Linked DNA regions of Homo sapiens: region 2 is linked to region 1. The links are chromatin contacts, found by Hi-C or POLR2A ChIA-PET in ENCODE. All regions are on one chromosome and are shown on one strand. The core of a region is the stretch at or near the end of the contact, and the rest is flanking DNA. Distances in the headings are between cores, read along the strand shown.

Evidence for each region. A loop is a pair of places that touch in the nucleus more often than their neighbours do. ChIA-PET counts read pairs that join two places held with the same protein, here RNA polymerase II (POLR2A). Pooled maps may share reads with other maps.
Region 2: a loop to region 1 is called in a pooled map, with 3 times the contacts of the local background. The contact joins the promoter of AHSG here to the enhancer-like site in region 1. A Hi-C loop is called at or near these places in 2 of 50 pooled maps. POLR2A ChIA-PET finds 5 or more read pairs at or near these places in 2 of 52 experiments (SK-N-SH and activated T-cell).

The regions. Positions count from the first base shown.
Region 1 is chr3:186,150,018-186,156,020 of GRCh38, forward strand. It overlaps DGKG (diacylglycerol kinase gamma), which reads right to left. Exons shown (of 25, transcript NM_001346.3): 25 at 1-171. The coding sequence ends at 73. Among named protein-coding and RNA genes, the nearest start is that of ETV5, 44 kb to the left of the region's middle. Within about 2 kb of position 2,439, at least 4 of the 41 ENCODE cell types and tissues checked have a DNase peak (open chromatin) inside an H3K27ac peak, as active enhancers do.
Region 2 is chr3:186,609,228-186,615,230 of GRCh38, forward strand. It overlaps AHSG (alpha 2-HS glycoprotein), which reads left to right and starts at 3,833. Exons shown (of 7, transcript NM_001622.4): 1 at 3,833-4,127. The coding sequence starts at 3,915.

The sequences.
Region 1 (6,003 bases), core at 1,189-3,688:
ATAAATTGTGTGTGAGTGTGCATTATAGTTTCTTGCTTTCTCTCTTGGTTTAGCTGGTGTTTGGCACACTGTTTAGTCTTTTGAACGGCTCTTCCTTCTCAACGAGAAGAAGCTGCTCTTCTGGGGAGGCCCCATCATCATGGGCGCTTGGTTCTTGTGAGTAATTTTAATCTAAAAGCAAAGAGGCAGAAATGAATTAGTGGCATGCAAATCTCAGTAGCCTAAGGGAGAGTGAGTCGCAGAGAAAGGAAAGGCCAGCTTCAGGATGGAAGGAGCCCCATGCAGAAGGACAACTGTCCTTGAACGGCTTCAAAATTGGCAACTTGACCCTGACTGGGCCTGGAGTTTGGCACGGCTGGAAGTGAGGGGCGGAAGCACTGGGGAGAGACAGGTGTGAGCTTCCCACGTGGTGATCAGCTCACACCTGTCTTGTGTTCTTGGTATTCACAGACTCTCAGAATGTCACAGCCAGAGGAGACCTCAGGGACTCAATCGACCCCTCTGCAGGAGCCCATTAGAGTAGCCTAAGTTCACAAACAGAGCAGCAGCACAATTAGAGCCCAGTTCTTCAGATTCCCAGCCTCCATTGCTCCTGGTCATTCCTGCCAAGGCAGTGCTGAGATGTCAATCAAGTGACCGAGGCTTTGGTCTGACCTCTGACCAAGCACCATTATGTGGAGAGTTCCCAATTGAGTGCCTTATGTATTTCCTCTTTTCTTGGCCTTCGAGGGAAGACCCCAAATTCTTTTTAAAACTTTTTTTTCTTTAAATTTTAGGGTTTATAAGTGTTTCCTCCTGTAAACTTTAAGTCAATCAGAAGTGAAAGACACTGATGTATTCTCATTTTTGCCTTTATTCCCAACCTTATCCTCAGGTCATGGCTTTGAAATAGTTAATTCCTACCTGAGTGTGGCCTTGCCACCTTAATAATCTACATTATCCATCCACAATATTTATTAAGTATGATAATGCTCAGAGTAGGACGATGAAGTGGGAACAGGAAGCAATTAGAATTCAAAGACCTGGGTTTGAGTCCAGACACTTCCACTTCTTTGCTGTGAACATTTAGATGAATCATTGACTCTTCAGAGCCAGTGCTTACTGAACTGTAAATGAGGAGGATAACATTTGTCTTATTTTCCTCACAAAGATCAAAGAATAGATTGTCAATGAAAGCCCACTGTAAACTGTAAAATGGAAAGTAACAGTTAGTAAAATCCTTGTCTTATGGAGAAAGAGAAGGAGAAAGATGGATGTCAAAAGAAACAGAACCTATGAACTCATTCTTGTGGTTTTTACCACATTATAGGAAATGACAGTGTGACCGCAGGGAACAACAGAACTCTTGAACACAGAACCATCAACGAGTTTAAATCAATGTCGGCTAAACCAAGTGGTGTCCAAAACAAGGTGGGCATGGAATGAGAAAAGTCTGATGGGAACAAGGAGGAAAGAATTTTAAAATCTGAAGGAAGGAAAGGAAATGTGTTGATGAAAAGGGAGTGGGTAGAGAAGTCACAGATGAGCAGGTTGAGTTCAGGGCAAACTATGAGAAATGTGGTCATGGACACAGGTGGGGCAGCTGGTGTGGGGTTTTAAAGGGAGGCAGAAAGACTGGGTTCACATGAAGAAATGAGGAAGCATGAGAGATGGCATTCTGTGCTGGAGAATAACATGACACAAAAGAAAAGAGTTTGAGGGAAATTATTTAACAGCTGTTGTCAAGGTGAGCTGGGGTAGTGAGTGCCTGGCTAAGAGGGCACTACTGTAAGCCAGGTTTACATTGAAAGGGCTCCAGGAACTGTAATCCCAGCACTTCGGGAGGCTGAGATGGGCGGATCACTTGAGCCCAGGAGTTTGAGACCAGCCTGGCCAACATGGTGAAACCCCGTTTGTACTAAAAATACAGAAATTAGTTGGAGGTGGTGGCAGGCACCTGTAATCCCAGCTACGTGGGAGGCTGAGGTAGGAGAATCACTTGAACCCGGGAGGCGGAGGTTGTGGTGAGCCAAGATTGCACCACTGCACTCCAGCCTGTGCGACAGAGAGAGACTCCATCTCAAAAAAATAAAATAAAAATAAAGGGCTCCAGGAAATGGAAGGGAAGGATAGAACCAGAAGACACTGTGGACAATTAGCATAACCTGGTGCTAAAAGCTGAAAATGATCCTTATGTTGGCTTCCACCAGCCCAGAGACCTAAAAGGGGAGAGAGTCTCTGTTTTTTGATAGTCACCAGAGGAGAAAACCGAGAATGCATCAACATCATTTTGTGCTGTGTGTCTTATTGTGGGCATTATGTTTATCCCAGGACGCACGGAAGCGAGGCATAGGCTGGAGACTGGAGACTCGGACAGCACTTATCTGTGGCATGCAATGTAGCATTCTTTGTTCCCCTGTGGAACACGTTTGTGGCATGTTCCCCTGTGGTCAGCCTTCTCTCACTCCTGATCTCCCATGCCCATGAGGGGAAGGACTTCAGCTTATTCACCACGGCACTCTCTGAGCCAGTGCAGTGCCTGTTCAGGGTACAACACACTGTGGAAGTACTGACTGATAAGCCCTACGTGCTGGCAGTGGAGATGGCTCTGTTGGAAGCAGAGGATGGTAGCTGGTGCCTACATTTCCCGCTGGTAGAGCCCCTCCCCCACATTTTTTTATTTTTGAGACAGAGTCTCGCTCTATCACCCAGGCTGGAGTGCAGTGATGCAATCTCGGCTCACTGCAACCTCCACCTCCCAGGTTCAAGCGATTCTTCTGCCTCAGCCTCCTGAGTAGCTGGGACTACAGGTGCTTATCACCATGCCTGGCTAATTTTTTTATTTTTAGTAGAGACGGGGTTTCACCATGTTGGCCAGGATGGTCTCGATCTCCTGACCTCATGATCCGCCCGTGTCGGCCTCCCAAAGTGCTGGGATTACAGGCACCAGCTGCCGCGCCCGGCCTTTTTTTTTTTTTTTTTTTTATTTAGATGACACAAGACCCTTGCTTCTCTTTTTTATCCCTTTAGCTGAGCTATTTATTTGCTAGTTAGTACCTCCAGGGCACGGAAGAGGAAGTAAAACTCAAATCTCTCCTGCTTGTTTTTCAGCGGTTCTGACAAAGGTCTTGACAGGGTAGGAGTCTGGGGCTCCTGGGTAACATAATATTTTGGTCAGCTTTGTGGATTCTATTACTATAGAACCGAAAGAAGTATGAAATCATATCCTCATTTCCAGTCAAAGAGATATCAGTCCCTTACCCTCAAATTAGGGGCTAGCAGGTAAAATAGTTATGATCCTATTTTAGGAGGTAGTTGGATGTGGCTAAGCCTGCCTTTTCAAACCCTGATAGAAAGAGGTCATCCCACGTTTCTGTAGTTAGCACCCAAGCTTCTTTGGTAATTGGGCGAGTCAGGCCATTAACTAAAGTCTCCATGATTTTCTTAAAAACTATTCACATCACTGACAGCACCTGGCCAAGTGCTAAGATCAGCAGCTTAGTGCATAGTTTTCTGTTTGATCACAGAGAGAATTGATACACTAGACTCTTGCATGATAGTTCGAAGTTCACAAAACTATTACAGCATGTAATTTCCCCTTTAAAATAGAATAAAAATGTGAACTTCACTAGTGCTGGGGATTGACTTTGTTGGGGGCTGTTTTCTGCAAACCAACACATTCTTATTACTTCAAGAGAAGCAAGAGATTGAGGGACTTCTTCCTGAATGTTGCCTTCTCAGGGTGTGTAATTCAGATAATGCCTAGTAAAATGGCCAATAACCTGAAGTGTGAACCCTTCCCAAACCATTTGAAAGGTGTCTGAGGGGCCAGGCGCGGTGGCTCACGCCTGTAATCCCAGCACTTTGAGAAGCCCAGAGGGGCAGATCGCATGAGCGCAGGAGTTCAAGACCAGCCTGGGGAACATGGTGAAACTTCGTCTCTACAAAAAATACAAAAATTAGCTAGACGTGGAGGCGCGCCCTTAGCTACTTGGAAGGCTGAGGTGAGAGGATCGCTTGAGCCTGGGAGGTCGAGGCGGCAGTGAGCCGTGTTCTCGCCACTGTACTCCAGCCTGGGTGACAAAGTGAGACCTTGTCTCAACAACAACAAAACAACAAAAAAGAAAAGTGTCTGAGGTCTGCTGTAATTTGAACTGGAGATGCATAGAAAGGCACAAATCTGGAAGGTCTCAAATAGTCTCTGCGATATTTTAAAAGTTAAAGAAATATGGTGAGCCTAAGGGAGGAGGAAGGTTTGCATGGCTTTCCGGTCTTAGTTGTTTCCGGGCTCTCCAAGATCCTAGAATGTGCTGCTTCCTGACAGTGTTTCCTGCCATCAGAGGCCTTCGAATGTAAATGGACAAGGCCAGGCGCAGTGGCTCACACCTGTAATCCTGGCACTTTGGGAGGCCGAGGTGGGGCAGATCACCTGAGGTCAGGAGTTTGAGACCAGCCTCGCCAACATGGTGAAATCCCGTCTCTACTAAAAAATACAAAAATTAGCCAGGTGTGGTAGTGGGCGCCTGGAATTCCAGCTACTTGGGAGGCCAAGGCAGGAGAATCACTTGAACCTGGGAGGCACAGGTTGCAGTGAGCCGAGATCGTGCCATTGCACTCCAGCCTAGACAACAGAGCGAGACTCTGTCTCAAAAAAAAAAAAAAAAAAAGAAAAGAAAAAGAAAAAAAAAAGAATGTAACTGGACAATCAGGTTTTGCAGAGGGTGGGGAAGAAGTGTGGGATTTATTGATGAGTTGGGAAGTTCAACTACGTCATTAGTTCTCAAAGTGTGGCTCATAGGCCAGCAGCATCAGCATCACCTTGGAACTTGTTAGAAATGAAAACTCTCTGGCATCCAGACTTACTGAACCAGAAAATCTGGGATGTGGCCCAGCAATCTGTGTTTCAGAACCCCTGTAGGTTATGTAGATGCATACTCAAGTCTGAGAATCACCAGACTAGATAAGTAGGATCATCTTTGACTTTGAGATTCTGCTATCGTCTAACTCTGGGAGAAGATTCTGAATTTTGAGGCTCAGATTATGCCACCTAACTGTGATGGTGAAGCACGAGAGATCATCTTACAGTGTAATAATAATGAGACAAGTTTCCCGAATAAATATATATATATGTTTGTATATACATATATAAACAAATATGGGCTTCTGTTTTTGTTTTATTTTGGTTTTGTTTTGTTTTTGTTTTTGTTTGGTTTTGAGATGGAGTCTCGCACTGTCGCCTGGGCTGGAGTGCAACGGCGTGATCTCGGCTCACTGCAACCTCCGCCTCCCGGGTTCAAGTGATTCTCCCGCCTCAGTCTCCTGAATAGCTGGGATTACAGGCACCCACCACCATGCTCGGCTAATTTTTTATATTTTCAGTACAGACGAGGTTTCACTATGTTGGCCAGGCTGGTCTTGAACTCCTGACCTCGTGATCTGCCTGCCTCAGCCTCCCAAAGTGCTGGGATTACAGGCATGAGCCACTGTGCCCAGCTGAAACCTTTCCCTAAATGTTGGGCATTTTAAGGAAATTTTTAGGAAATTTCCAACTTTTTGCAATGATAAGTAATGTAGACGTGACATTCTTATATATCAATCTCTCTGTATTTCTGGTAATCTGTATTTTACTTAGAATAAATTCCTAGAAGTATATGAACAATTTTTAAAAGTGAAAGTAAATGAACTAGATCAACGTATATTAATATTTATAACAGTTCTTGACACATGGGTCTACATGCTTTTCAGAATGGCTGTAACTGTTGATACTCTTGCCTCACTGTATGAGTGTCCTGGTCTCCCCATACCCTTGACAGCAATGAATATAAAGACAAAACAGCTGTGCTAATTGGTCAGTGAAACATGGCATGCCTTTCTCACTGTTTTAATTTGAAAATCTTTTCTTCCTTTTTTAAAAACTTGTGATATTAAATATTATTTCATAGATTTATTAGCCCATGACACTTCTTCTATGAATTCTCTGTTCACTATTGCATTGTTAGTATTTTTTTTTTCCGCTGGATTCTA
Region 2 (6,003 bases), core at 2,583-5,082, 460 kb after region 1:
TAATGGGAGGTGTTTGGGTCATGGAGACAGATCCCTCATGAAGGGCTTGGTGCCATCCTGGTGGTAATGAATGAATTCCTGCTATATTATTTTCCGTGAGAGCTGGTTGTTAAAAAAAGAAAGAAAGAAAGAAAAAGCCGGGCATCTCTCCTCTCTCTCACCAAGAGCTTGCGCACGCCAGCTCTTCTTTGCCTTCCGCCATGAGTGGAAGCAGCCTATAGCCCTCACCAGAAGCAGATGCCGGTGTCATGCTTCTTGTACAGCCTGCGAACCATGAGCCAAATAAACCTCTTTTCTGTATAAATTACCCAGCCTCAGGTTTTTCTTTATAGAAACACAGATGGACTAAGACAGCTGCCATCTTGAGATTTCTGCCATCAGCCACACAAGGGTTGCACCCAGCAAGCACTGCCCGGCACCCTGCTGCCATCTCCTGGAGATTGTTGATCCTCTCCTGCTCCTTAGACTGTTGGGCCTGCTCTCCTTGACCAGTTCTAACAAGCCCTTGATATCCTCAATACACTATCAGCCATCATAGTGTGAATGGAATGAGGATTATTTTATTGCTGTGATGTGAGCCTCATAGAAAAATGCACAGAAAAGTAACTAAAATAATGCAGCAAAGGACCAGAAAATGGAGGAAATGCCTATCTCCTACTGATATGCAAAGAAGCTGGAGCCAGTTGGATCAAACTGACCCAAGATTACTCATGAGTATATGTATTCAGCACGTGAAGATCACTCATGAGTCCCATATACATTTGGCAAGTGAGAATCTTTTAAAGTTTAAAACTGGTGTCATCAGGCACAGGGAACTACCCATTGGCACTAATGCTACAGCCATCTTGGAAAACATACCAAAATATCATCTATTTTCTTCCTCATTTCCAGTAAGTAAATGGCAACATTTCTTTCTAAGGAAACTGAAAAAATCTAAGGGATCATTTTACTCAGCTTGATACCAAAGTTATTTTAGTTTATAAGTATTAGACATATGGAGTAGCTGTGATAAAAGCAAAGATATTCATAAATTACATTTTTAAAAAAGAATTCTGAGAGTGTTCACATATCTAAGTTCCCACAAAAGTCAGCATGAAAGCAGTAACAGAGGAAAAGAGAAAACAGCTGAGCTGACATCACACAACAGCTAAATGGAAGGGGGATAAATTGGCATAGCCAAATAGACTATTTGACTATAAAAATTAAGAGCTTTAAAAATGTGCAAATCATTAGAATCAATAATTTTACTTCTAAAAATCTATCCTGAAAAAAAGAATCAAAAGCCAAAGATTCCTAAATAAAAAAGTGTGTTTTTTTGTTTTTTTGTTTTTTGTTTTTTTTTTGTTTTTTTTTGTTTTTTGTTTTGAGACAGAGTCTCACTCTGTTGCCCAAGCTGGAGTGCAGTGGCACAATCTCCCCTCACTGCAACCTCTGCCTCCCAGGTTCAAGTGATTCTCCTGCCTCAGCCTCCCAAGTAGCTGAGATTACAGGCGTCCAGCACCACGCCCAGCCAATTTTTTGTATTTTTAGTAGAGATGGGGTTTCACCATGTTGGCCAGGATGCTCTCTATCTGTTGACCTCATGATCCACCTGCCTTGGCCTCCCAAAGTGCTGGGATTACAGGTGTAAGCCACCGTGCCTGGCCTGTAAACATGTTTTTAAGTCTACTTAATGACATAGGAAAATATTCAAGTTAAAGCAATAGGTGAAAAAATTTTAACAGCTGTATATGCAGTATAATCAAAATTATATTAAAATATTATTTTACATAGAAAAAAAGAAAAGATATAAATGCATCAAAACATTAACACTGTTTATCTCTGCATGATGAGATTGTGAATGATTTCTTTTTTGAGACAGAGTCTCATTCTGTTGGCTGGGCTGGAGTGCAGTGGCACTATCATAGCTCACTGCAACCATAGCCTACTCCAGGTCTTATGCTATCATCCTGCCTTCATAGTTGGGATTACAGGTGTGTGCCACCTTACCACACTTTATTCAATTTTTCTTTTTTTTGAGTCGGAGTCCCACTCCGTTGCCAGGCTGGAGTGCAGTGGCGCAATCTTGGCTCACTGCAACCTCCACCTCCTGGGTTCAAGTGATTCTCCTGTCTCGGCCTCCCGAGTAGGTGGGACTACAGGCGCGCGCCACCACGCCCAGCTAATTTTTGTATTTTTAGAAGAGACAGGGTTTCACTGTGTTGGTCAGGTTGGGCTCAATCTCTAGGCCTCGTGATCTGCCCACCTCAGCCTCCCAAAGTGCTGGAATTACAGGTGTGAACCACCGTGCCCAGCCCTTCAATATTTTTAAAGATTATATAAAGAAAAGCATAGCTTCCACACACAGTTCAGGAGTCAGGGCCCTGAGTGAAATGGAGTATAAGGTGATGGAAGATTGCCCCTGGCTTTGAGGATCATCTTGCTGGATGACCAGAGTTTGTTTTTCATCTGGAAGAATCATGGTCCCCCTCTTGGAGAGAACCTGGAGTCCTGGCCACACCTTCTGAGCTTCTGACATTAAGATTCGGTGTGGTGTGTGAGCAGCTGGGAGTAAATGTGAGAACAGTCCTGCCAACTACCTTCTCTGCCCCATCACCACTCACTTCACCTCCCTCACCCCGATTCTCACCCCAGAAAATCAATATTAAGCTTCCCTTTGGAGGGGCCCCTCTTCTTTCTTTTTTTTTTAACCAGTTTTTTTTTCTCTGAAGCAATATCAAACATTAGAACAAATTCACCCACACACAATGATGGCCTCTAAATATTTGAAGACCATGTTGGTCTCCATGAGAGGGCTTCTTTGCTTCAGACTAAACCAAACCAGGTCCTTGTGTGATATTTCCCAAGCCTCTCTTTATCCTGCCAACCCTCCTTGGATGTCACACTTGGAATTGTCAAGGGTCACTTAATAGGCAGTGCCTGGAGTCAACACTGGCCCTCTGTTCTGGCCAGAAAGACACACTGTAATTCTGCTGAGTCTGCAAAGAATGTTCAAGGGGTATTTGTGTCCGTAGCTGCTCGTGCAGCATCTCAGCCTGCGGTGTCAGACTCGAACCCAGAGCTGTGTCAAATGAGTCAGGACTCCCCTCTGCTGCCCTTGTGCACTGGCAGGGGCACTAGGTTACTAGTGCTAGGAGACTCTGGTCAGTGCCCATCTGTGCTGTCACATGCAGGGCCCTGGCAGTGAGGTCTGGAGAAGGAAGAGAAGGGGCAGGGAACCCCACACGTTTTGCTGGTCATTTCCCACCGTGGTCCTGCCACGGGAACCCCCTTCTTCCACCTCCATTCCCCACTTTAGGCAGAAACATCTCTCATCCTTTTTCTTTTCTCCAAGAATCTTCCCCCAAAATCTTGGCATCTCCTATACACATCTGTACCTTTGCTATATCTGTGGGCCTTGTTCTCCCTGTAGGACTCCTCTTGGAAAGCTAACTCCCCCTGACATTGGAGAATTTTATCAAATTGCTGAGTATCCTCCCTTCCCTCTCACAGACCCCATGGCATGCTCAGATCACAGTAGAAGACATTTCCTCTGCTGCCAAACCCATGGCACTCTGAGGCTGACTGTGTCCACCTCATTCCCTCAGCTGTCTTCTCTTTGCTGCTATTACCATGTTCCAAGCAGACTTTGGAGCATCTCCCCCACAGCAGCATGGACTTTGGCAGATTTCTTGGGGACCAGCGATGTCCTAACCTGTTTGCTTTTCCAGGGCTGATGTTTGCAGGGTGTTTTTTTTTTTCTTTTGAACCAAAGCAGAAATCATCCTGTATCCTTATGCAATTCTTCCGGCAGGCTCCAACAGATAAATAAAGCCCACCACCCTCCATGGGTCTACCTTTCCCAGCAGAGCACCTGGGTTGGTCCCGAAGCCTCCAACCACCTGCACGCCTGCCAGGGCCTCTCTGGGGCAGCCATGAAGTCCCTCGTCCTGCTCCTTTGTCTTGCTCAGCTCTGGGGCTGCCACTCAGCCCCACATGGCCCAGGGCTGATTTATAGACAACCGAACTGCGATGATCCAGAAACTGAGGAAGCAGCTCTGGTGGCTATAGACTACATCAATCAAAACCTTCCTTGGGGATACAAACACACCTTGAACCAGATTGATGAAGTAAAGGTGTGGCCTCAGGTAAGTGGACCTGCTGTCTATGAGCTGAAATAATGTGTACATGGAGCTCAATCAGGTGCCTCAAAAAATCACCATCACCCAGTGCAAATGAAACCACAGAGGAGTAAATTCTCTGATTTCTTCCCAGGAGTGAGGGAAGGGGCAGGCAGAGGGCAGGAGAGGAGACATTCTGTATGGCAGTCATGGGTGTCAGGAGGGAGCTGGGTGGGGTGTGAGGTGGTGTGCAGGAGAAAAAGTGCTTCAAATGGTAGTGTGCAGATCACAGACAGAAAGTGTAACTTGCTGGAAAAACTAGGACCCAAGAGACCAGCTCCTAGTTGCCAAGTTACCACTGGCTGAAAATCACGTATCTGTCTTTGGTTTGGTTTCTCTCTAACAAAGACTGAGAATGAATAAAACTAGCATCTGGCAGATGCCTACTATATGCCAGGCCCATTCACATAGATTATCTCATTTACTCTTTCCCGGTCCTGCCTCCTGGTGCTGTGTGGTACATATATTGTTCTTGTCTTACCCAAGAGGAGACCAAGGCTCTGTTGTGTGTGTGTGTGCAGTTTTTTTGTTTTTTGTTTTTGTCTTTTTTTTTTTGGTCCAAAATCATATAATTACTAAGTCTTCAGGCTGGGATTTGATTCCATATCTGTGTTCCTTCTTCTACACAAACTGCCTCCCAAAGAGAGTTACCCACATCCCAGAGAGAAGTCTTGGCATAAACACAATTCACCTCCTCACACACTAGACAGGAAACCAACGCAGCTTGAAGCCAGTGACAAGAAAAATCAAGCTGGAAATATGCCTCGGGGATCAGTCAAGAGATTTGGAGAGGTGGAAAGAAGCTGTCTGCCTACTGCCTGTTTTGAAATTAGATTTATTTCTGATTAAGGACAATTCTTTCAGCAAATATGTATTACAAGCCTTCCTTGGACAAGAACCAGAGATATTAGGTTGAACCATATAAAACTGCCATTTTTCTATATCAAAAGCAACCAAATATTGGCCGTTTTAATGGTTCAACCTAATACAGTGGTGAAAAAGGCACAATATGTGCCCACAAGAGCTTACAATCTAGGTTGGAAAATAAGGTCAACAACAGGAAGCCTGGACCGACTGACGACTGCCATCCGTCTCACAAAGAGACAAAATATTTGAAATCAGGATTGCTCCGGATGGATTTTAAGAGTGCTGCAGCCATATTAAAGCACAGTGGTGGTTAGGAGGAAACGCTGATCAAGTCAGGGGAAATGAACACGCAACACGCACATCTGAGGGAAAAGGTAATCATGAATGGGCATTGTGACTTTTACTAAAGGCAGAGCTTCAGAGTTGGTTCCCTTGAGAAACCCAGGTGTACCCGGTTCCTGTTCGCCAGAGCTGTGAACGCTTTCAGGCAGTCACTCTGGGCACACCTGGACATCATAAAATGCGGAGCTTCTCCCAGGGGAGGGGATGCTGAGGCTTCAGGTACTAGTGAATCAGGCAGAACCAATGAGAGGCAAACAGAGCTGGGCTGAGAGGAGAAAAGGCATACTTGTACCTTCTGGATTTTTCAGGCTTCGAAGACAAGATACAGAAACAGGTGAACTCACAAGAATATCTCCAAGGATTGTTGCAAGCTCCCTCGTGTCTACACTAGTGACATCCAGTTTCCTGTCAGAGGGAGACATGCCCTTCCCCATTATCGCCAGCAGGGGGAAGTAGAGAGCAGCATCGTTGCATGCCGGCACCTGCTGCACAAGCCAAGACAAAGGAAAAACCAAGGACAACAGCAGCAAAAACCTCTAGGAGGGAAAAGAAAACGGAGGAAGGAAGGAAAGCAAATAATGAAAAGGAAGAAAGAAAGAAGGAGAGGGAGGGATAGAGGAGATTAAAAAAAGAC